Regions from separate parts of the Homo sapiens genome. Here regions 1 and 2 are each linked to region 3. Evidence: chromatin loops called from intact Hi-C (ENCODE). Cell type or tissue: heart left ventricle. All regions are shown on one strand. Each heading gives the region's core, and the rest is flanking DNA. Links, peaks and the distances in the headings are about the cores only. Region 1 has its middle 21 kb from the start of CRBN. Region 2 has its middle 31 kb from the start of SETMAR. Region 3 holds the start of LOC102723512 (a long non-coding RNA gene).

Evidence for each region. Hi-C counts contacts between places; a loop is a spot of excess contacts. Peaks named below come from ENCODE experiments on the same cell type or tissue, not always from the same donor. Only the 100,000 strongest peaks of a DNase experiment are listed, where the experiment ranks them.
Region 1: it touches region 3 in a loop (3-fold over the local background); 56 of 110 quality-filtered maps call a loop at or near these places.
Region 2: a loop joins it to region 3, with 2.2 times the contacts of the local background. A loop is called at or near these places in 10 of 110 quality-filtered maps.

The regions. Positions count from the first base shown.
Region 1 is chr3:3,196,661-3,205,151 of GRCh38, reverse strand. No RefSeq gene overlaps it. Among named protein-coding and RNA genes, the nearest start is that of CRBN, 21 kb to the right of the region's middle. RefSeq lists an enhancer at 3,221-3,400. In heart left ventricle, for the core only: a CTCF peak has its summit at 4,341 (motif pointing left); no DNase peak of the experiment used is centred there.
Region 2 is chr3:4,268,114-4,276,604 of GRCh38, reverse strand. It overlaps a transcript of SUMF1 not described here. Among named protein-coding and RNA genes, the nearest start is that of SETMAR, 31 kb to the left of the region's middle. In heart left ventricle, for the core only: a CTCF peak has its summit at 4,555 (motif pointing right); no DNase peak of the experiment used is centred there.
Region 3 is chr3:4,000,008-4,008,498 of GRCh38, reverse strand. LOC102723512 (a long non-coding RNA gene) reads right to left here and starts at 2,380. Exons shown (of 3, transcript XR_007095788.1): 1 at 1,436-2,380. In heart left ventricle, for the core only: no CTCF peak of the experiment used is centred there; no DNase peak of the experiment used is centred there.

The DNA.
Region 1 (8,491 bases), core at 324-8,323, 800 kb after region 3:
AAACCTGGTTCTAACATTTAGTGCCTACACGACTTTGGGAGAATTCCTTAACTTTTCCGTGCCTCAGTTTCTTAATCTCTCTAAAGTAGGGCGCCTGACTCACAGAGTTATTGCAGGGATCTAAACAGTAAATTCACATAAAGTACTGAGATCAGTGCATAAAATTGAAGACTCAAGGAATACTAGCTAATTTACTGTGATTAAGAGCTGCAAAAATAATAACAATAAAAGAAAAATACAATTTAGTGAGAGATTATAGATTCTGTATATTCTATCAGTTCAGAATGACAGAAAAACTGTTGGCAGGGCAGAATCCTAGAAGTTGGGTTTCTGTTACTCTTGGAAATTGGTGTAGGAGCTGTGCATCTTCCCATGTTCTCTAGCAGATCTAAAATGGGGAATCCACCAACAGGTGAACAGACAGTGAACAGGGCCAAGAGCAGGGCAATTTGACTATATCTCCCACATTCCCGGGTGAGCAGAGGAAAAATAAGACAAATATGACAGAACCAGAAAACGACATCATATTGAATACAGGCATACTTCTGAAAATGATCAATTCTAGGAAAGGGAAGAAAATACTTGGCATCTTCAAAAGGATGCAAGAAGAGTTTCTGTGATGTGAGATAAGTTATGAAAAAAACAGACTGCTGTAGAGGACTACATACAGGACAGATGCAAAGTTAGCAGGCTGGCCATGGAGAGAGACCTGGGCCTGTCACAGAAGAACAGTGGCAGGATTGGCATGGTGTAGAACAACTTCAGAAGCCCCTCCAGAGTGCAGAAGAACAGCACACAAGGCTGTGATGATGAGAGGCCATCAGCACAACAATTAAGGAGGACAAAGGGAGAATTCTCATCTAGGGTATTCATGACGAGGGAAACAGAACATTTAAAGCAAAAGTAATAAACAAAGACACAACTGGAAAAAATAAATGTTCCTGAAGAGGTCAAGGAAACGGGCAAAGTTACTGAGTCTGCAGATGGAGAGACTACTCACTTCCAATATTCAATGGGAAGAAGCTGAAAAAGGCAAGGAGACATCCTTCCCTATAGCCTCTTCCAGCTTCTTGAGGCTGCCTTCATTCCTTGGCTCATGGCCCCTTCCTCACATCATGCCAACCTCTGCTTCTGTTCTCACATCTCCATTTTCTCTTACCATTTTCTCACATTGACTCTCTTACCTCCCTCTTATAAAGACTCTTATGATTATAGTTGGTCCACACAGGTCATCATGGATAATCTCCCATTTTCAAGATGCTTAACTGCATCTGGAAAATCTCTTTTGCCACCTGATGTACATAGTCACAGGTTCTGCGGACTCACATATTTGGGGGAGCATTATTCTATTAATACTAGAGCCATAAGCAAGTAACAAGCAGCCTAAACAATGAGAAGTGTAAAGTCAGGTCAACCTGCATTTTACTTAGAGCAGTGGTTCCTGGGGTGCACTTCCAGCAGCATCAGTATCACCTAGAAATTTGCTAGAAAGGTAAATTCTTAAGCCTCACCTCAGACCTGCAGAATGGGAAACTCTAGGGAGGTGAGGCTTAGCAATGAACATGTTAATAAGCCTTCAAAATAATACTGATTCATGGCTGAAGTTTGAGAATCCATGGCCTAGAGGAGGGTATGAGAAGCAAGGAACAATATTCTGTTCATGCTCTCAGCAGCTGTCTTTCATACCTGTTTTGTCAAGGAGAAATGTCACTAAGAGGCCTATAAGTTCTTTGAAGGTTAAATTGCGATAATCTACGTCTATTTTGTTTATTCATTTTATTGTTCCAAATAGAATTTAAGAGATAGCTTGCAAAAGTCAATCACCTTAATAGGTAAGGTGTTATTCCTGATTTTGTAATCCCTGGGGAACTTTTGCAGGGAAGACAGGATTTGGATGAGAGGGTGATGGAGGGCTTGTAACCATAATAGGTCTGTTGTCCTATGTGCACAGCAAGTCAATACGCCTAGACACTGACAGCAGAAAAAGAGGTTTAATTGTAGGACCACCAAACAAGGAGACAGGAGGAAACCTCAAATCCATCTCTCTAAGAAGTTTGGTGCTAGGGTCTTTAAGGGTTTTGGAGTGGGCCAAAATGTGGAGATTGTTGATTGGTAAAAGAGTGTAGGGTGAAGTCACAGGACAGGGAAATGAAGAAATAGTATTCCCATCCATGCTGATTTGGTTTGGTTTCTCTGGAGGGGGTCTTTAAACTGGCATCAGCTGTTTTGCTGGAATTCAAGAATTCCAGATCTCCAGATCTGCTTAAGCAGTTCTTTTTTTTTTTTTTTTTTTTTGGTGGTGGTTGGGGGTGTGGGTAGGGTGGGGGGCGGTCATCTAGGCTGCAGTACAGCGGAGCAATCACAGCTCACTGCTGCCTCGACCTCCCTGACTCAAGCAATCCTCCCACCTCAGCCTCGGGAGTAGCTGGGACTATAGGTGCACATCACTACACCTGGCTAATTTATTTTTTGTGGCGACAGGGTCTCACTATTGCCCAGGCTGGTTTTGAACTCCTGGCCTCAAGTGATCCTCCTGCCTCAGCCTTCTAAAGTGCTAGGATTGTAGGCATAAGCCACCACACCCAGCCTGCTCAAGCTATTCTGAAACAAAAACTTTATGATTCTAATATGAGAGATCCCATCTATAGAAATAATGGGGACGCAAATGGTCAGTATCTAGTGTTACGTGACTTTTGGCTACAAGGGAGTAGGTTGAAGTTCAGCCTGATTAATGCTTAATTGTAACTATACTTCTTTCCATAATTCCGTTTAACGCGGCGAGGATGGCTGTAGGCTGAGTCCCTCCTTTCTCCCAGCCTCTCTCCTCCTGTCCTTCCCCACCCTTCCCTTTAACCTTTACCCCTCCCCCGACCCCCAACAAAGCAGCCCTGCACGTATTAGTTAGGAGTCAACAAAAACCACATTGGAGGATGTCGGGCAAAGTAAGTAACCACTGATTTACAGAATTAAAAAATGTTAGAATGAGAAAGAGTCTCTGAGAGCATGTTTGGAAGGCCCTCATTTTACAAAGGACTCTGAGGCCCGAGGAGGTCATGCCCAAGGTCTCACAGTTAACGTGTAGACGCCAGGACTAGCTGCGCAGATTCCTGATTTTATGCTAGTCAGCTAGACTCCAACATGCCAAATAAAAAAGCATGAGCTGTTTTCACCGAAAACCAAGAATCCTGACTAAAACAGAGTAAATCTGCCCTGCTCTTATTTTCATTATAGCTCCACACTGTGAGGAGAATCAGTTAGCAAAATGTGAGAATGAGGCTATTCGTTCTAATGCCAGGGCAGAATGAAACTGAAATTTATCTGAGGTGTGACCAGAGCAAGAGCAGCCCTGTGAAGTCTTTGTAGTACCATAGGAAGGAAATCCCCTGAGGGCCAAGAGAAGAATTTTAGAAAGTAAGATCACCAAGGGTAGATAGGGGTGATGAAGCCAGTTGCTGGGATGGGAATGGGTGAGGAGTGAGGCAGGGTTGCCTGTGCTGTTTTATGAGAGGAGACGGAGTCTTGCTCTGTCCCCCAGGCTGGAGTGCAGTGGCACAAACTCAGCTCACTGCAACCTCTGCCTCCCAGGTTCAAGTGATTCTCATGCCTCAGCCTCCCAAGTATCTGGGATTACAGGCCTGAGCCATCATGCCCGGCCCCAAGGAGTTCTTGCAATTTATTTACAGAAATGGAAAGAAGAAAAGGATTCACATTAGCGAAGAGAACTAAAAGAATGAAGAGCAGTGATTTTGTTTCCTTTAACTGGGAGGATGAAAATTAATATGATTTGAACAGGAAAGAGTTTAGAAGCATAGTTGTGGGCAGGGCCAGAAGGAGGCTGGGGAGCCAATGAAGGGGCAGGAGAGGATGTAGAAGCTTGTCCCCAAGGTCAGACACATGAAAAATTATGTGCCAAAAGAATGTGGGGCTCTTAAAATAACCCAAGCTCAAGGTATTTCCCTTATTTTTTAATGTTTAAAATTTAACTTCACTTTTTTGTTGTCTTGGTGAGAGGTGAAAAAAAGGTTGTGCGGGCGGCAAATATGTTTTAGGAATTGGTGAATTCCAAGCACTGGCATCATATAGTCAGACCTTCTAGTGAGGTCACAAACCCAGGTAACATCAGTTAGTTTGGGAACGTTTTTCAATCTTTGAAATCTTACTTGGGCATTTATTTAAATGCCTTTCTTTTCTTATCTGCTTTCATTTTCTTCTTCATTTAAGTGCAGAGATAGAGAATGTGTGCGTCTGTTTCTGCATGTGAGCCATTCTCTCAAGTCCAAGTCCAGTATTTCCTCTCCGGCCACTCTCTGTTAAATACCAACCCCGCCATCTTGTGGCTAATGGGTATTTGTGCACCTGGCTTAAAGCTCACTTTGAAAAATGAACAAGTCTAAAAAACACCAATATCATGATTTCTCATTAGCTTCAGTCATTAAATAATATATGAATTCTGATGTTGCGTATATTGACCATACTGCAATGCATTAATGAGCTGGATGCTTGTTGTAAAATATTTATTATGAAATGAAGGGCATTTAAAATGTAATCAATACAAAAAAACACTCACTGGAATTTTATGCATAAACACAGGCTTGAGAATTTAGAAGGGTCTATGGGATTACAACTGTGAAAGCTTTTGTTTTCCACTCGAACTAAAGGAGGTGTCCCTCATCCTTCTCTACTCCAGCCATTCATCATTTACTTCAGATTATTTGTTACAACTTCCTATTACTTTGTTCCCCCCAGCCCCCAGTTTTGCAGGTAGAATGCAGTGAGTTCGACAAGATTAGGGATTGCCTTTGCATTTTTCAGCGTTGCATCCCCAATGCTTAGCATTTTCCCTGGCACACAGTAGACACTCGACAAATATTGGTCAAATGGACTTAATTGATTAAAAATAATAAATAAAATAAGCTCTTAAATAAAAATAAGCACTTATAGGACTACATATAAATTAAAGAAACCTAATCAGGTGGATAAAGAAACTGTGGTATATATACGATGGAATACCACTTAGCCATAAGAAGGAATGAATTAATGGCATTCGCAGCAAGCTAGATGGGATTGGAGACGATTATTCTACGTGAAGTCACTCAGGAATGGAAAACCAAACATTGTATGTTCTCGCTCAAAGGGGTAGCTAAGCTATGAGGATGCAAAGGGCATGAGGATGACACAATGGACTTTGGAGACTCGGGAGGAGAGGGTGGGAAGAGAATGAGGGATAAAAGACTACAAATTGGGTTCAGTGTATACTGCTCAGGTGATGGGTGCACCAAAATCTCACAAATCACCACTAAAGAACTTACTCATGAAGCCAAATACCACCTATTCCACAAAAAACTATGGAAAGAAAAAATTAAAATAGATAAAATAGAGAAATTCCTCTAACCAAAGTGAAATGACATTTTTTCAAGGAATTCAGTGACACTGGTTTAGGTATGTATCTCTGGTACTTTCCAAAGCTGCAGTGTTTCTGGCCATGCTGCTGAAAGTAAAACTGGTAGGAGACTGCTTCCATTACTCAGTGATACGTTGTTAGTATTGAAAAGCCCTCTTTAGAAGGCTGAGGTCTATTAGCAGTAAACTGGTGCCTTTCAAAATCAACAGCCAACTCAGAACAGCTGGGAAATTCATATGTTTTGCCAGATTTCACTGTGTTATTAGGTGACATTTAGATAACTGATTTAATCCCCACCATCGGGAGCTGCATAATTCACTAAGCTTGTGGATTTCAATGCATGGAAGCAAAGTGCTGGGGCTCTGCCTTCTTGGATATGAACTTAATCATGTCACATCAAGCATTCATTTTAAATTATAGCACCACATCTGTATTTTGACTTCTGACAAATGCTAAGTATGTCCTGACACATATTTTTGTCGTGGTAAAAGCCTATTTGAAAACCAGAAGAGATGGTGAAAGGTAGAAAACTGAATTGCACACAGGTTTGAATTTGAGTTTGTATCAATTTTGAGTTTTTTGTTGTCTTCATTCAATTCAGAGAGCAAGTTGGTGGGTTCCCAAATGTTCTCCAATGGGGACTATTTACTTTACGAAAATCTGAGAACCTCCCAAAATACAATGAGGTGCAGCAGAGGAGCCCTGGCTATATTTAGAGAATATAGGGGAGGTACTCTGATTGGCTCTTCTTCCTCCCCCACCCCCACGGTTGCTAGGGGTCCCAGTAAACCAAGGAGGAGAGTGTGGAAATGAGAACCTACCAGCTGAATTGTTTTTATTTTTGGCAGTGAGGGACAAAATTTAACGTGTATTAAAATCATCTAGGAAGCTTGCTAAGATGTGGACTTTCAGACCCAACCCCCTGTGGCTCTGTATACAGACAGAAACCAGGAATCTGGTCATTCTGATACAGGAGAGCCATAGAACACACTTTGGGAAACATTGATTTACTACTTTCAACCAAACAAGTGCAGGGGCTCTGTTTTTTTCACGAATGCATCCCAAATGCCCCTAGCACATGGTCTGGATGCAATGAGTAACTTGTAGGTGTAGACGATGGATACGTGGATAGATGGATGAGTGGATGGATATGTACATTCAGGGATTTAAAGAGAGGATGAACAAGAGTAGAGAAGAGAATTGTAAAGTTTCCAGGGTTTCAAAGATTCTTTGAACTTATTCTTAAGTGTTTGATAGATACGTTGCATTTGCCCCCTGATTTTGTGTGACCTTTATTTAAATACCATCTCCCCTTGGCAACAGAGTAGTTTTGTCACTTGAGATTAAAAGTGATTTTGTTTGTAAAATGGCAAACCATCTTGACATTTCATCTACAAACCACTTAACAAATTTCTGTTCTCATCCAAAACTACTCTTCCAAGTAGAATAGAGACTTCTACCAGTGGTTTTATAAAACAAAATACTTCTTTGTAGTGAAAGTCCAATCAGAGGTACCCCAGAAGAGGCGGGAAGGGGACTAAGCTGTGTGCTGGGGGACCTAGATGCCAGGTGTAGCTGCTTTGCTAACAAGTCGAGTGACCTTGATCAAGCCATGTGCCTGGATGAGCACCAGTTTCCCCATGTGTAAAGTAAGAGATTTAACAAAATAGTCCCCAAGGCCCTTGGAGCACCACATATTATTTACCATCGTTTTGAGGCTTTGGGTTTCCTCACATGTCTCATTTTTGGGTGTGAAAATTAGGCTTTCCTGAAGGCCTCCCTTAATTATATCATGATAGATAGAACAATGGTTCCCCTAAAGATGCCCACATTTAAATCTCTGGAACTTGTGCATATGTTACCTTAAATGGCAAGAGGGAGTTTGCAGATGTGATTAGGTTAAGAACCTTGAAATGGGGAGAGTAGCCTGAATCATACAGGTGGGCCCAATCTATTCACAAATGCTTAAACCCTGGATTATACAGATGGGCCCAATCTAAGCACAGCACCTTAAAATCAGAGAACCTTTGCCACCTGGGATCACAGAGCGAAAGGGAGCTGTGAGGATGGAAGAAGGGTCACAGAGATGGGATATTGCTGCTTTGAAGACTGAGAAGAAGGCCATGAACCAAAGAATCTGGGCAGCCTCTAGACACTGGAAGGGCAAGGTAAGAGTTTCTTCCCTGGAATTTCCAGAATGGAATGCAGACCTGCTGACACCTTGGTTATAGCCCAGTGAGACATGAGCTGGACTTCTGTCTTACAGAACCATGAGACTTTTGTATTGTTTAAACTTCCAAGTTTGTGGTCACTTATGATAACAGCAATAGAAAATTTATAAATACATTCTAAGGATACAGGAAATATTCAGGAGTCTAGCACTTTGCACAAGCCGACCCACTGTGCAAACCAGGGCTTCCTCTACAGTGGTCCACAGGGTCTTTTAACCTGGACCTTATACTTACCACAGTCCTCAAATTTAGATTTCGACACTTATCTCCAAACAATTCCTTTGAAAACTATGTGTGTGTATAAAATGCATGTGTGCATACATAGATATGTGTGTGCATATATAAGCATACATACACATATATTCAGTCAGATATAGTCAGTGAGATTATTTCTTCAGCATCCCTATAAAACCATAGAATGATCTGAAAACACAATCGATAATTTGTAACAAATGCCACTCAAGTGAAGCCAGTTGCGGTGGGTAAGCCCAGTACAAATAGTAAAAGGACACTCTGAGGCAAGTAGTCTTTATCATGCAGCTCTGGATCGGAAAGCTAATTAGTCTGGGTTTGATGAACTCAGAGGCTGAAAGGAGCACCTGGATACACGTAAAATTATAATGCAGAAGGGAACCGTGGAAATTTCCCAGGCCTATACTTCCTTCATGCCACAGACTGAGACTCAGAGGGTCAAAAACTATTCCAAAATCACACCTGAAGTATTCTTTTGGCTACAGTGGAAGTTCCTATAATCAAAAGGAAAACAGAATTGGAAAGTGAGCTGATATCACTATATCTAGAACCTGTACTGCATGAGCCTATCTCAAAAGCCAACTGCTGTGTCATGTTTTGATGACTT
Region 2 (8,491 bases), core at 72-8,071, 270 kb before region 3:
GAGAAGGAACTGATAAATCATGTGCATTTTATAAAGGAAGGAATGAGGAGACCCCAAGAACTTAAGACCACCATCCAATGAGTGGTGGAGCTGGTGGTACAAATGATTTTCAAAGAAATAATTTCTTCTTTTAATGGAAACAAGGCTACTTCTACAACAGAGTATTGGAATATTCTGCTGATTTTTAATTACGCTCAAAACTTGTACTTTGTCATAGTAAAAGATAGTTATATTTTGAATATAACAAAGCATTTTGAGAAATCAGTTAAACATATTATGTCTTTTTAGGCTATTTCTTCATTTAAATCAACATGCATATTCATAATGTGCTGCCTTATAGCCTCAGTTTTAGGAAATGCAATAAATATTATTATCTGTCCATTCCCACAGCAGTTAATCATGCCTGTTGTCCCCTGTAAAATATCCCTTCAAATCTCTTATCAGAGAATGATGCTGGGCCATGGGGGTGGATTTCTGGACAATAAATTTCCCCAGGGAAGATGGAATCTGAGAAAAATTAATGTCTTGTGCTTGAACTCATGAACTTGGAACCACACAGATCAGGGCTTGAGTATTTTATTTCTTATGGATAGGTTAACCAGAACTACAGAGAAATGAAACTGATTTGGGAAATTAGCCTTCTAGGAGTTAAAAAAATATTTTTTAATGATCCAGGTTTTCTTAGGATTCTAGTATGTGAGCAGAAACAGGCCAATATGATTATTTTCTGCTACTGTTCTAAAGCTCGTGCTTCTGCTAGTTCTGACGCTTGTACCATAGTTGCTTGGCTAAGTGACATTTACTGACTTCAGCAATAGTGTCCTTATGTAGAGAACATTGTAGGTTACCTACTCAACTAACTTTTTGCTTTTGTCTTCTTCCCGAGAGAATTCTGATTTTGTCCAAACATCCATCTCTTCTCCCCAGAGCTAAGTACTTTGGGAGAAGTTGGCCTCATCCCCAGTTACAGCAGATAGGTCCTGAATAGACTAAGCTGGTGTTGACTATTCCAAAGGGATCACCAGTGATTGGTTTAGGAGTGACATGTGTCTTGTTCTGACAAATAAGATGTGAGGGAAGGTCTGCTGGGATGGAGGTGGGGAGTTCTGGGAAAGGTTTTCTTGGTCTTATGAAGAATGCACCAGAAGAGACCATCCCTCTTCTGCCTCTTGACATTGCCCTGTTGAATGTTATATCTGGAAGTAGTCCATTTTACTGCCATCCTAAGGATGAAGCCAACACAGAGGAGAGAACCCATATCACAGAGGGAAGTGGTGCCCCAATCATGCCAACTCTGCAATTTCTCTGCCTGTGAACATCTCATATTGTATATGAGACAATACATATTATTTCAACAAACTAAAACTGTGTTTAGAGCTGAAGTCGTTCTAACTACTTCATTTCTTGCTTCTATTATTCTACCACGATCAGGTCTTTTTCTAATTTCTCATAGCGCAACCAAGGGCAGACTATAAAGAAAAGAATGTACAGTCTGGAGGCTAATTTTCAACTGCTCAAAAACCCAGACCAACCCTAGGGTCTGTTCCTAGGTTTGGGAGACACGGAGATGCATCACAGAACACTTCTGATGGGTAATGCTTGCTCTGGAGATGCCCTCTGGTGTGATCAGGGCTTCATCAGGCCTGTTTGACATTTGGACTTTTTCCTTTGTCCAGTTCTGCTTCCTTGACCCTCCTTTCATTGGTGTTATTCCGTAATAAATATTTTGACCCTAAACACTGTCTTGACAGCTGCTTCTGCAGAATTCAACCTGTGATTCCAGACCAGCTTCCTATTACCTGGTCTAGTTTTTTCTGTCAGTCTAGATTTTTATGAATTTTCGTCTCCTAAGCAGGGTGACCAGAGAGAAGCTTTTTATTTCCAGAGATTCATTTTCAGCTGCAGGAAAAACTTCTTCCCAGGATGTTTTACAGTGGGATATTCAGTTTTTTCAGGGGAAAACCTATCCCTATTCATAGGGGCAGAGTCTGGCTGCCTAACTCCAAAAAGACAATTGCAAAGTAGTCTGATATTTTTGTATTATCTTGTTTATATAGTCTTACCTATGTTTATCTTATTACCATCCTGGCTGATTTCAGATGAATGGCTTAATCCTCTTAGCCTCTGCTTTCTTATTCATTAAATAAGAATAATGTCCCTCCACAGAATTGTAGTTAGACTAAGTGACATAATATATAACAAGTACAGTGCCGAATATAGTATGCTTTCAGTAGAGCTTAGATACCTAGGTCTTTTCCCTCCCCATCCTCACTTCTCCCTTTGCCCCCTACAAATTTAGTTTCTTGGTGAAATTGGGTAAAAGTGAACATCAAGGGCAATCTTGAAAAGGGAAGTTGGTCAAACATGGTATTATTATTAAGCCTAGGTATATGTGTAGAAGGGAGGAAGAATAGTTTTGTCAGACTGATGAAGATGGAGATTTTAGACATACATTGAAAGTGTATATCTTAGAGTGGTTTGTTTGTTTGTTTGTTTTTAGTATGACTGGGCAGTCTCCTACCAGCTGCTTTAGGGAGGTAACTATCATACTGTTTATGGGCCCTGTTTATATTGAGTTTTCCCCAAAGTGAATTTAGATGCTAAACATTGAGGTCCAGGGACCTGCTGATATGACGTATTCTGACAGATGCAGACTAGGCTATTATTTTAACCCCATATCCTATGTTTAGATTAAAAAAAAGAAACAACACTGATCAGAGTCGGCCACCAGGAACATCATGACCTGCCCTGCCTTCCCATGCCCTCCCTTGCCATGCCCTCCCCTCCCATGCCCTCCCCTCCCATGCCCTCCCCTCCCGTATCCTCCCCTCCCGTATCCTCCCCTCCCGTATCCTCCCTCCCGTATCCTCCCTCCCGTATCCTCCCTCCCGTATCCTCCCTCCCGTATCCTCCCTCCCTTCCTTCTTTCTGCTTTATTGAGTATAATTTACTTAATGTAAAATTTACTCATTTTAAGTATATAGTTAAAAGATTTTTAGTACATTCACAGAGTGGTGCCATCACAATTCAATGTTGGAACATTTCTATGATCTCCAAAGATTGCTCATGACATTTTCAGTCATCCTCTGTTTCCGCCTTCAGCCTCAGGCAGTCGTTGATCTACTTTCTGTTTCTATAGATATTTTTCTAGACATTTCATATAAATGGAATCATATAATATGTAGTCTGTTGCTTTAGGGTTTTAAAGCATATTTTGAAGTTCATTCATGTTGTAGCATGTATCAGTACTTTGTTCCTTTTTATTGCCAAATACTATTTCATTCTATAGGCATAACACATTTTGTTTGTCCATTCACAAATTGATAGAACTTGGAATGTTTCCATTTTTTGCCCATTATGAAAAATGCTATTATGAACATTCCTGTGTATGTGTTTGTGTGGACAAACATGTTTTTACTTCTCTTCCATCTAGGAGTGGAATTACTGGACCATATGGTAAATTCTATATATATATATATGTGTGTGTATATATATATGTATATATATATGTGTGTATATATATTTATATATATGTATATATTTTGGAGACAGAGCCTCACTCTGTCACCCAGGCTGGAGTTGCAGTGGCATGATCATAGCTCACAGTAGCCTCGAATTCCTCCTGCCTTGGCCTCCTGTGTAGCCAGGACTACAGGTGCGTAACACGATGCCTCGCTAATTTTTAAACTTTTCTGTAGAGATGCTGTCTGGCTATATTGCCCAGGTTGGTCTCAAACTCCTGGCCTCAAGTGATCCTCCTACTTTGGGCTCCCACAGTGCTGGGATTACAAGTATGAGCCACAGTACTTGGCCCATATGGTAAATTTAATTTTTAAAGAAACTGCCAAATTGCTTTCCACCGTGGCTGCATCATTTCGTATATTTATTACCTTTGATTTTTGTAATCATTGCAAGATTAGTTACACTTTTTGCCACTGTGTTTTTTAAGAAACAGTTATTAACGGCAGTATAGAATAATTATGTAGCAGACACTGTGATGCCACACCCAGGTTCTCCCTCAGGTCTGAAAGGTCTGCTCCTCCCGCTTCCAGGTCTGCTGCTACCTGATAGTTTCCTTGTGTCAGCCCCCGTCAGAAACTGTTCTTAGAGGAAGAGTCACCTTGCTCAGGGTCATAGCTCCTTGTCCAGGGCCATGGACAGCCTGTATCCAACGGCTGGTTGATGTGAGGATGTGAAGGCCTAGTCTTCTTGTCCCAACTCAGAACAATTCCGAAGGTCCAGCCAGTTTCAGAATTCTCTGTCGGGTCGATTAAAGCCCTTGTTGGAACCACATTACAGCCCAGCCTCTGCGTTTTCCTCCAGTCCGCCAGAGAAAGGGTTGATCCCGAGCTTTTCCTAATGTTTCCTGCACAGTATTGTTCATCTCTCAGGAAACCAACCTTGAAAACAACAAATCGCTATCTTTTAAATATTACAGATTACATTTACACTTGCCTTATTAAGTAGATTTCCCTACTGGCAAGAATCAAGAATATTTTCTTGAAACCTGAAGCCAAATTCCAGTCCGGGTCAGGAAATCAGCTTCTGTTATCTCAGTATCTACCAAGAGAGGGCAGTCATGTAGTGAGATAAAGAAGAATTTAATTATGACAGAGATTCCCAGCACTTTGTTCTTAAGAAAAAATATTTTTTCTTGGCTTATCTTACATCAACCAGAGGCTATGTAGGAATAGTCTTCATTTGCGTGCTCTAAGAGAAGCAGAATTCCGAGGAACTCCTTTTTAGGGACACTTCTGAGCACAAGCTATGATTTTAGTTTTTAATTAATGTTTAAATTGATGGCATAGACCAGGTTGGCTCATTCTTGTAATCCCAGCACTTTGGGAGACCAAGGTAGGAGGATAGCTTGAGGCTAGGAGTTTGAGAGTAGCCTGGGCAACAGAGTGAGACCCCTGTCTCTACAAAATAAAATTAATTAGCTGGGCATGCTGGCATGCTCCTGGAGTCCCAGCTACTTGGGAGACTGAGGCGGGAGAATCACTTGAGCCTGGGATTTCAAGACTGCAGTGAGATGCCATCACGCCACTGCATTCCAGCCTGGGCAATGTTGAGATCCTCTCTGTATCTATCTATCTATCTATCTATCTATCTATCTATCTATCTATCTATCTATCTATAGATAGTATAAAACATTTGAATAGAGTAGATTTTTAAACATTCAGTCAAGGATACCTCATGAAATCAGAGAATGTTAGACTCCAGAGTTTATCTGGCTTGACCTCCTTATTTGGTAGGTAAAAATATATGGTGCATAAGACATGGAGTGGTTGGCCCAAGAACACCAAGGAGAAACAAGTCTGAAATTTGGTCAAATGCCTTTTTATTATACCTTGCTCCTTTTCTTGTATTTTAGGACTTTGGTTATTTCTAGTTTTTCAGGAGTTAAAAACTTTTCCTCATAAAGAAAATCACTGTTGAGATCCTGATGAAATGTGATTGGTGGTGGGTATTAGCACAATCGATCAGACTGACTATAGCACTTTCAGTGACTTTGAGTTTGATGTATTCTAGGACTTAGTTTTTATCCTTTGCGTTTCAGTTATTTCTAATACTACCATTAACAAACGTTTGTGAGACATGTAAGTATTCAGACTTAAGTGTTTTCTCTTTGTTGCCTTCACAAATAGCATACTGCAGTCAGAGCTAATTGACCAGTTTCCGTTTTACATGATTTGGTTTCACTTTGTGGTCTCTAAAACTCTTCTCCTGGGTGAAATGCTATTTAAGAATACCAAGCCCTTTAGGGAAGTTCCTAACAAAGTGAAAACCAAATAACCATTCCCTTCATCTTTGTTAATATCAATATTAAATTACCTAACTTTTTTGCTTGGCAAAGCCAGGAAATATCCCATTCCAGACCTGATTAATTTTTAATACCAGTTATACTTAGGGAGCACCCCACATGCTGGTATCCTTTGTTGAAATCTGAGGCAAAGTTTAATGCTATTTTTTGACGACCTTCTTCTTCCCATAAATTGAAGTTCCCCTTACACTCAATTCCTTTTGTCTCTGTAAATATATACCCTTGTTATGGCAGAATCCTTAAGAATTAGGAGTTGTAATTATAAATTCATTGCTTATTAAATGATTTAAGCTTTCTATTTACCTGTATCCTTTGAATTTAAGTGGGTGGTGTGTGTGTGCGTGTATGTGTGTGAGAGAGAGAGAGAGAGAAAGAGAGAGAGAGCAAAGAGAGAAGAGAAGTGAAAATAAGGGAAGGGAAAGGAAGAGAGAAGAAGGAAGAGACTTTCCCTCTCTTGATCTCCCTGTTTGTTTTCTTGCAGATGGAGACCTGGGACCACTTTATCACCTATAGTCAGTATTACTTCAGTGCTTACTTCAGTGCTTAATTATTTCAATACTGAGGCTCCTTTATAAGGAGCCCAAGGTCATTGACTCAGCATCAGTGTATCATCAATTTAGTTTCCCTGATAGTCCGGCTCTGACCCCAGTTTCTTCGTTTGTTCCTCCTGAACCGTGGGTAAATGACCTACCTCTTCTGGGCCTTGGCTTTCTTATACATAAAATGTGATTAAAAATACCTTATTTGTAGTACTTCTGTGGGGACTAAATGAGATGGTAGCTGTAAAAAGCTTAGGACATAAGTCACTTAATACATGGTATCATTACTTCATCATCAGCTCTTCACCTTCAAAAAGTTCCCTCTTGTAGACTGTCCTTACACAGAGTGCAGGTAGCTAAGAGCAGCTTGTATTGTATACCCTACATTTTCTAGTCTGTCCAGAGAAGGATGAGAATTTAATAGGGCCAGATCCTCAGAGGGATGCATTTCTGGTAGAATTTTGTGCATTAGTAGTTGAATGGAAGTGCCATTGTGAGCTTCATGGCTTCCAATATTATTCCACTTAAGGAATTGGCCTGTCTTGCCTTTGGACTGTTGGGTTTTGGGAAATGTGAATTTTTGATTATCAGGATAACAACTCACCCATTCATTCTTTCTTTCCCCCGCTTCTGGTCTTTGTTAACTCTCCTCTGTCCTGTAGTGCTGCCTTATCTTCTGCAAATACCAAGTAATTTGGAATATGGCACTTTGGTTAAGATTGTTTGATATTTGCATGTATCTGCTAAACACGCTTTAATTATGATTCATGACTAGCTCTGGATTAAAATTGTATTTCTGAATTTAAGGTTTAAAAAATTGGAATGCTATTATAGGCCTTTGGTAAGTTTGTGTTGCTAATAGTGAATTATGAAGCGCAAACATTTCTGAGATACAATCCTGTAATTCTTTCATTCTTTGGGATGGGGGGAGTGGGGAGGGATAGCATTAACATGTTAAATGACGAGTTAATGGGTGCAGCACAGCAACATGGCACATGTATACATATGTAACTAACCTGCACATTGTGCACATGTACCCTAAAACTTAAAGTATAATAAAAAAATGATTCTGTGTGTATAAAGATCAAAAGACAGCCAAAACACATCTATGGCAGTGATTATTTTTGCTGTACAGCAGTATGAGGCAAGGATCATCACTGATCTGGGTGGTGTTTCCAGAGGTATGTTCACTTCCCTTTCTGTATGGTTAAAAAGTTACTTTAAAAATTAACACTTAAAAATATGTTTAAGACCATATTTTAGACCTATGAACAGTTTCCTTATACTACCGGAGCATGCTATGATTTGCAACTTAAGTGAAAGCATATATATATGTATATATACACACACGCACACACACACACATTCACTCTAAATGTCTTTTTTAAAGGTATTTTTTTTCTGTCCTGTGATGCTAAAATTAACTAGAAGAATGCATTAAGTAGCTAAGTGGAGAGTGGTTGAGTAGAAAATGCACATGATTTAAAGTTAATTAGATACGGGTTCAAGTTCAGTCTTTGCCATTTATTGGCTACTTAGCACTGGATAGATTTTTTTTTTAATCTGAGTTTCTGTGTATGTAAACAGGGGAAGTAATATTAAACCTGGTTGCTATTGTGATCATGGGAAGTAATAGAAGTATGTTTCTGAGTATGTAGTAGTGTTTCCTGTGCCAACAGAAGCTATCACACAACTGTGTAAACCTATCATTAAACATTGATCTGAAAAAAAAAAAAAAAAAAGAAAAACATTTTATTTTACTATGTAAAAGCAAATTGCGGGGTTTTATTATTATTTTTTCTTTTTTTATTATACTTTAAGTTTTAGGCTACATGTGCACAATGTGCAGGTTAGTTACATATGTATACATGTGACATGCTGGTGCGCTGCACCCACTAACTTGTCATCTAGCATTAGGTATATCTCCCAATGCTATCCCTCCCCGCCTCGTCATCTAGCATTAGGTATATCTCCCAATGCTATCCCTCCCCTCTCCCCCAACCCCACAACAGTCCCCAGAGTGTGATGTTCCCCCTCCTGTGTCCATGTGTTCCCATTGTTCAGTTCCCACCTGTGAGTGAGAATATGCGGTGTTTGGTTTTTTGTTCTTGACATAGTTTACTGAGAA
Region 3 (8,491 bases), core at 415-8,414:
AACATATGTAACAGATGTCTCACAGGAGGAGACTCTATCTGTGTCAGCTTGGTCAGGGACCACTGTGTGAGGCTGTGTGGTGTATGACGTCTAGTGCAGGAATGCACCATGATGTGACCCTGGGAATACTGCCCTCTGGAGCTGTGCACTGTACAGTTGGATGGCTGCAACAATCTAATGTTCACGGACATGCACTTCCAGTTTGAAAACTCTGAATTTCTCCTGTATTAGTTTGTTGGGACTGGCATAACAAAGCACCACTGATTGCATCACAGTTTTGGAGGCTGAATGTCTGAGATCAAGGTGTTGTTGGTAGGCTTGGTTCCTTCTGAGGATTGTGAGGGAAGGATCTGTTCTAGGCCTTTCTCCTTGGCTCATAGGTGTCTGTCTTTTCTCTGATTCCTCTGTGTCTCTTTCTTGGTATTCATATTTCCTCTGTGCATAAGGACACCAGTCATATGGGATTAGAGCTCACACCAAATGAACCTATTTTAACTTTAATATTTCTATAAAGACCGTATCTCCAAATATGGTCACATTCTGGGGTACTAGAGGTTAGGGCTACAAAATATCTTTTTCAGGGAGGATGGAGGAAACACAAGTCAACCCATAACAGCCCCTAACAGATGAAAAAAAAAAACAAAAACAAAAACAAAAAAAACTAGATCTCTTCATGGGAAAGACCATGGGGTTCAGAATCAGAGAGAGGTCAATTTGAATCCCAGCTCTGCCTGTTCTGCTTGTACTCACAGCAGAAAGGAACATGTGGGCCTGCATTCCAAGCCACCTTAGATAGCGTCTTGGGCTAGACTGAAATTAAGAACGGAGCTATAGACAAGAAAGGATGATATGGTTTTAATCAGGACACTGAGCCACAATTTTTCATTATAGACTAGGCTGGGCATTACTCCAAACTCTCCTGATAATGGAACTGTGACAGCAAGGCTGATTTTCAGCACAATATATTGCAGGAAGTGTGTGTGTGTGTGTGTGTGTGTGTGTGTGTGTGTGTGTGTGTGTGTGTGTGTTAAGGGGACCTGGTATTGCCCAGATCAGTAAAAAAACGGGGTAGGATGGAACATCTAAATGAAGTTCTTTCCCATCTTTGAAGGGTTGGGGAAGATAGGGAACTGCACATTTATGAACTCTTTTGCAACAATCCTCCGAGACACAAAGACACCCCCTGTAGATGCTGCCTCTGCTACAAAAATTTATGCTGCCCTGCTTCGTCTCCCAGGCATCCTGCTCCCAGTAGTGTCTACATAGGTGGAGCCTTGCAGCTTTGAGGATATCCCATGCTGACTTTTATGCAGACATGACCAAGGCCTTTACCACAGGACCTCAAAATGCCTATAAATATAAATATAAACATAAATATAAGTAATACACACAGACACAGAAACACACACACACAGACATATACGTATATATTTACATGCTTACTCCAGAGTCCAGAGGTTCATATAATCTGAGAAAAAAGAAGAAATATCAGAAGTTGTAAATATGCATAAATGTGTACATAAAAATATAGACATTTGGACCTTCTTTTTCTATTTTGTCAACTTCCAAAAAGTTATCAAGAAGTATTATTCTTCCCTTCATAAATGTTATCAATGAGGTATTGTGGGGACCAGGACAAATAGCCAGAATGTGTAGAGCCGGAATTTATCTCAGCCCTAGAGGGCTGATATACAAATAACCAGAATGTATACAGCCAGAATGTATATCAGCCCTAGAGGCAAACTTACGAACGTATGCAGTAGCAGATGTGTGGTTTTCTTTTGTTTATCACATTCTAGGGTAGTACACAGCAATTCAGCATGACTGCAAGTCAGATTTCTGGGATAGATCCCCATCCTTGGGCTTTGGGGCTTTCAAGTTGAATTATTAGGGAAGCATCACCTCCTCCTTGCTATATTCAGAGATCAGCCAGGATACAACAGCAATATGAGCTGGCTCTAGCTCCATGCTGCTAACTCAGCATTTATGTCTGGGGTAGCACCAGCCTCTCCCCTGGAGTAATTAGCAGGCTGGAGTCCAACTCTTGTGGTTGCAGCTGTATAGTCTAGCAAGCTGTCGGCTGGATTTGCCACATCAGCATTCATAGCTAGAGAATCTGACATAACTGGGGGACTGGGATCCAGGACTTGCCATCATTGACCAGGATTAATGTCCTTAAGATTTAGGCCATTGCCAGTTTCGTTGGTACTTTGCAGAAAGCCCACTTGTTTCTTGGGAGGCCTGCTTCAAGGGACAAGTCTTAAATACTAACCCTTACCTCTTAAGGGAAATAGATAAGTGTAGAGCACAAAAATAGGTAGGTGTAGTCCCAGCTATTCAGGAGGCTGAGGAAGGAGGACTGATTGGTCCCAGGATTTCAAGGCTGTAGTGTGCTATGATTGCATTTGTGAATAGCCACTGCACTCCAGCTTGGGAAACAGCAAAATCTGTCTCTTAAAAAAAAAAAAGTAGGCAGCAAGGGAGTTGGCCTTTAAGTAAAGATTCAACATATTTGCCCTCCTGTCTGATCCTCTAGTCTTACCTACCACAGAGTCAATATTTGAATACAGATGTTTTTTATTCCAAATTCACTGATTTTTGCAACATCATTTAGCTCCTCACCTGTTTTTCTTTGGAATGGTTGTAGAGCCTGTGGGAGGTGGGCATAGTATGGATTAATCTTTTTTTGGCAATAGCAGCTATGTCCAAATAATTCCCCAAATAAAAATAAGATTTACTTCAGGGTCCAGAAGTTACCTTCTCTTCTCTGTTGGTTGTGGAGAAATCTTAAAGACATATCAACACTGTATTCATTTTTCTGCACAGTAAGACTTCAATTTATCACTTATTTCAGTTCTTTCTTTTGGGAGAATCAATCATTTAAGTAAATTATGAATTAAAAATTATACATGTTTCAGGCCACACATCTTGTGGATTTCCAGTTTTATTGCTCTTATCGATTGGTGTTTTGCTTTCTGCCAGTCCTGGATAGCCATGCACTATTCAACCAAACCATTTGCTGCAAGTGAAAATAACTACATTTGCAGCTCCGAGAGTTACAAAATGGAGGCCAAATTAAATTGCACATTAGATGCTATTCTTGAAATTGAAATGTTTATATGACTGACAAATATGTGAATTGTACGAGAAGATGTCCAAAGCCATACTCTTGGTTGAAACACACCATTTTTGATCCATACGGAGTGAAAGACTCCTCCAGAAGTCTTGTGATTGCGCTGAAGCCAATTTCCACTATTTTTGCCCAGGACACAGACTTGTGGGTAAAACTACCTTGGCAACATAGTTTAAGAAAAGCTAGTCTTTAATTCACACTATTCCCTTGTTTTGAGTTTCTTTTCCTATAATCTTTCCTATTAAATCTCTACTACTAAAAAATTAGTAACTAGTAGCTAGTAAGCACTTGTTATGGGCCAAGCATGGTACTAAGAGACCTACATACACACGCTTATTCATTTTTTGGTTTGTTTTTGCATTGTTTGTGCTGCTCTAGGCAGGCTGTGAATGAGAAAGAAATAGTCTCATTGGTCTGATTTCTCTAGTACTTACATTCTAATAAGGGAGATAAGAAAATAAGGTAATTTCAGAGAGTAGTAAGTGTCATGGAGAATGTTAAATAGGGTAATGGGAGTGGAAGGGGCAATTTTAAAGGAGGTGACCCCAGAAGGCTCTTCTGAAGCTATGGGAAGGAGCCAGCTCTGCGAAGATCCATCAGCAGACCTGCAGGAGGAGAGATTTTCAAGGCCCAAAGCCTGAGGCAGGAGTGAGCATAACAATGTCATGAAGTTGGTAGGTCCATTTGTGTGACATGGCCAAGATGCATAACTTGTCTGAACCCCAGTTTCCATATCTTGCAAAGGCAGATTCATTAGCTCATTCATAAAATTTCTCTTGAGCACTTACTATATGTCAGGCACTGCTGAGACTCCTCTGGGGATAAATAAAAATAAACAGTCACTGCCTACTATCCTGAGAGAGAATAAATGTTTACATTCTAGTGGAGGAATGGGGAGACAAGCAACCAACAAATACAAATAAAGAAAGATTGGTAATGGTAAGTGCCTTGAAGAAAAATAAACCAGAGTAAGGAGAAGAGAGTGGAGCTGAGAGGTGGGTTATTAGGGGGATCAAGGAGAGCCTTTCTGTGGAAGCAACATTTGAGTAGAAGGAAGAGAGAGAGAAGCAGGCCATATGGACATCTGGAGGGAGTTGGGGGACATTTGAGCTGGAGAGAACAGCAAGTGCCCTGAGGTTAAAGAGAGACTGATACATTCAAGGCATAGTAAAGGGGTCAGTGTGGTAGGATGTATGCCACAGAGGAAGGCAGGAACCATATCATGCAAGACTAGGTCATTCTAAGGGTGATGAAGGTTAGCAGGAGGAATATGATGGGAGTAATGATATCGACAACCAGGTGTTGGAAGAATTAAGAGATAAGGCAATATAACTAACACAGTCCCTGACATACAAAGCCTGCCTCCTCCCTCCCTCCCTCCCTCCCCTCCCCTCCCTTCCTCGCTCCTTCCTTCCTTCTTGCCTCCCTCCCTCCTTCCTTCTCTCCCTCCCACCACAGCTTTTCCTCAATGTCTCCCTCCCTGTTCACTTTCTTCCCCTTTCTTTGTACATCTGCACTGCTCAAATATAATCTCTGAAGAAGATGTCTAACTTGCTGTTGTCTGTTTACTTACCACTTTCGTGCCAAACTATAAGTTCTTGGAGGACAGGAAAGTTGTCTTTTATTTCTGTATAATAGCCACATTGCCCCCAGTACCTTGCAAAATTTGTTGAATCTGCTTTCCAAAATTTTGCTCCATGGGGAATGGAAATGATTTCCGGGAGTTAAGATGTATGAATGGATTAGCACGACCTCCTTGTTTGGACTGGAGAACCCTGAGTTGGTCATGACAACTACACTGGGAAAGCTGCAGTAATATGGTTGTTCCCATAAGAGCTCTCTAGTTTGCTATTAGCTTGGAGCCTGGTGCTAAATCTAGTGGGATTTGGGCAAGTCCCTTAATTTTTCTGAAGTTCAATTTTCTCATGTGTACAATTGAAATAATAATCTAAAGGATTACTGGGGGATTGAATGAAATAATATCCACCAAGCTGTAAGCACGGTGGACAGCTCTGAGTGACTGATAAATACTGTCTAGTATCGAAGGTGTTGTCCCAATTTCCTTCTCTTCCCCCATAATCATCAAACCAACTTTGGAAGCTATGGAAAAGCATGGGGAGCCTTTCCTCTACTGAAGTGGTAAATTCTACTCTTAGTGATAATTATAATATGAGCCTGGTGCTGGGAACAAAGTTGAATCACTTAACACCAACTCCTCCTGTTGGACCTTGCCTACCTACCTGTGCCTGATTTAATTTAGCTGTTTGAAAGCAAAGAACTTGTTTTATTTTTCTGTATGGTAAAGAGGATAATAACTTACCTAAGGTCACACATATAAATAGCAGAGGAGGCTTTGAGTAAAGATGTGGCTCATTCTGAAGTTCATGGGAACGGAAGAAAGCATGCTCTCCTAAGAGGCAAGAAACAAAATGTAGGCACTCTACTACTTACCTTGTCACCTTGGGAAAATACATTTATCCTCTTTCAGGGAAAGGACTACCTTTCTGATTCCCAGGCCAATGCCCTTTCTGTTGACCTTCTTGGGTTTCATTTTTCACATGTACAAAGATGTTGGCATAGCCTGACCCTGTCCTGCATTTTCACACCTACATGGTGATATACATGCCCCAGGCCCTTATTAGTGACCTGATTCTGTAAAGTGAGCTTTCTATTGAGAGATCCATGTGATTATTCCTAGGCACCGATCGCCACCAGTACTTGATAGAGTCACTCAATATTGCAAAGCAGTAAATAGAACAACTTTGTGTGTGTAGTTCAGCAGAGGAGATAACCTTACATTTCAGATTCTTTGCTTTTGTTCTCCCAGTCCTTCTCTAAACACCCTTCCCCCAGCCTTGCTTTTTCTCTTTCATCAGGTGCCTTCTGCTTTTAGTCCCATCTGTTCCTCCTTTTCCTCATTTTCTCTCCAATTGGGACCTGGAAGATATGAAAACATACATCTGAAATACAAGATTTGTTGCCTGGGAGAGATCAGAGGATTGTTTTTTTCTTTTCTTTTTTTTTCTTTAACAGCATGATCAAATCTTAGTTCTTTGCTGAAAACTTTTCCAGACAGGGTAGTTTCTTTGCTAATTAAAAGGTTGGATAATGAGCATTTAGTGTTCTGGTGATTAAGACCTCCTCAGCCTCACAGGTCAGTGCCACCTGAATTAATTGGCACCTTCTCAGTTGGGGTTCAGTTCTCACATTTTATCCTACCAAGAATGGCATTCAGAGCTCTCTGTAATCCACCCTCATGCAGTTTTCCCAGCCCTTCCTCCCTTTACTACACCACTCTCTGTTGATGTAGTGATTTAACCTCTGTCACCCTCTTGCTATGTGATTTGCTTCCTTGCCACTATATTCCCTATTTCCCTCTGACTGAAATGGTTTAGTTATGATTGTAGACTTAGGAGACAGTATGTATTGGAATCATTGGAACTAGCCCTGTCACACTAGTTGTTTAACACCTCAGCCTTTTTTTTTTTTTTTTTTTTTTTTTTTTTGTGACAAAGTTTTGCTCTTGTTGCGCAGGCTGGAGTACAATGGTGTGATCTCAGCTCATCGTAATCCTTGCCTCACGGGTTCAAGCAATTCTCCTGCCTCATCCTCCCAAGTAGCTGGGATTACAGGCATGCGCCACCATGCCAGGCTAATTTTGTATTTTTAGTAGAGACGGGGTTTCTCCATGTTGGTCAGGCTGGTCTCGAATTCCCAACCTCAGGAGATCCGCTCATCTCGGCCTCCCAAAATGCTGGGATTACAGGCATGAGCCACCACGCCTGGCCTAATCTCATCGATCTAACCTATAAAAAAGAGAATAATAACTTACTCACCTCATTGGATAGTTATGAAGATAAGATAGAGTATAAAGGGTTTGGCAGAGCGTCTGTCCTATGGTAAATGCTCGCTAACTGGTTAGCTACTATAATTTTCTATTTGTATCTATTCAAATCTCACTGCTTCTGCAAGTCTCCTAACAAAAAGTTTTGCCAAAATTTATTTTGCCATTGAAAGTAATGGCAAAAGCCACAATTTTGCACAAACCAAGAAGCCTTCTCTGCTTATCTTCCAGTCCAAGATTATCTCCTCTTCCTAGTATTCTTATTTTGTGACTTTTATAGAATCACTTGGTTGGTCTGGGTTTATGTTTAAAGTTCCTGACTACAGGTGAAATACTCTTGGAGAAAGAGACCTAAACTTCTAGCGTAACGCTGAGACACATCTTCATAGAATAGAATTGTTATTTTATGTCCCCAATTAAAGGGATTTTATTTTTGTGGATGTTTTCTTGGGTTGAGTGTTCTACTGATTTATTGAATGGTCTACTGATTTCTCATTATGTGAAAACTCCAGAGTCCTAGGTGTGTTTCTTCCAAGAGCCTAATTAATTCAGGCTGCTAAGGCTGCCACATGGACTCTGGTTTAAAGACTAGGCTATTTGGTGAGCAATTCTAAGTCCTATTTTGGAACACTAAGGTCATATACCTTTGGAATGCCAAATTACAAGATGCTTTGAAGGAACTTTTAGGGTAAATCACAATCTCATCCGTGTGCATCTGCAGTTAAGGTTTATAAAGAGAAGTTTGGTTCCTGATTTTCAGTAGCAGTATCATTAGTTTTTTAAAAACTACAGGAAATTTTACATGTATTTTGCCTCACAAATACCAACAATTAGGTCAGAATTCAGAAAAGTGGATTCTGTTTGCATAGAATTACATTAATTCTGCATTCTCTCATAGCAAAGTTGAAAGAGAGGATTAATCACTTATTCATGCAAAACCAATTCACATGAATCATTTATTTATCTTGTTCTGGTAATTTTGCAGAGCTCATTTTTACATGCCTCAGGTTGCAGATAAAGTGAAAACTCAGAGGGTGATTTACCCTCCACAATAAAGACCTGATGGCCGTGTAAACAGCATGCTTCCTATAGGAAATCAATAGGTAACCATGGAAATGACTCCACAATGGGAAATTCTATTTCTTTATGAACAAATCATCAAAAAGATCAATTGTAAGATGAAAAGGCTTTGCCTGTGCCCTATCTTTCGCAAAGGCTTTTGGTCTATGTAAAGAAGAAAATATGTGCCTTGGTGACAGTAAAGAATTATCTTAAAGCTGTATTGAGAATGAACATCACTTGTTACTTTATAAAGTTTGGGCTGAAATGTCTTGTCCTCCATTCCTGGAGGCCTAGCTAAGAAACTTATATCTAATGGCAAGAAGAATGTTCCAGAATACAGGATGCTTGAATTCTTGATCCAGCTTAATTTCTTTCTTTTTTTTAGGAAAAAAACAAGACAAAACAAAAAAACAAGGGTAATAATATCCAACGCCAAAGAGCCTTTGATAATT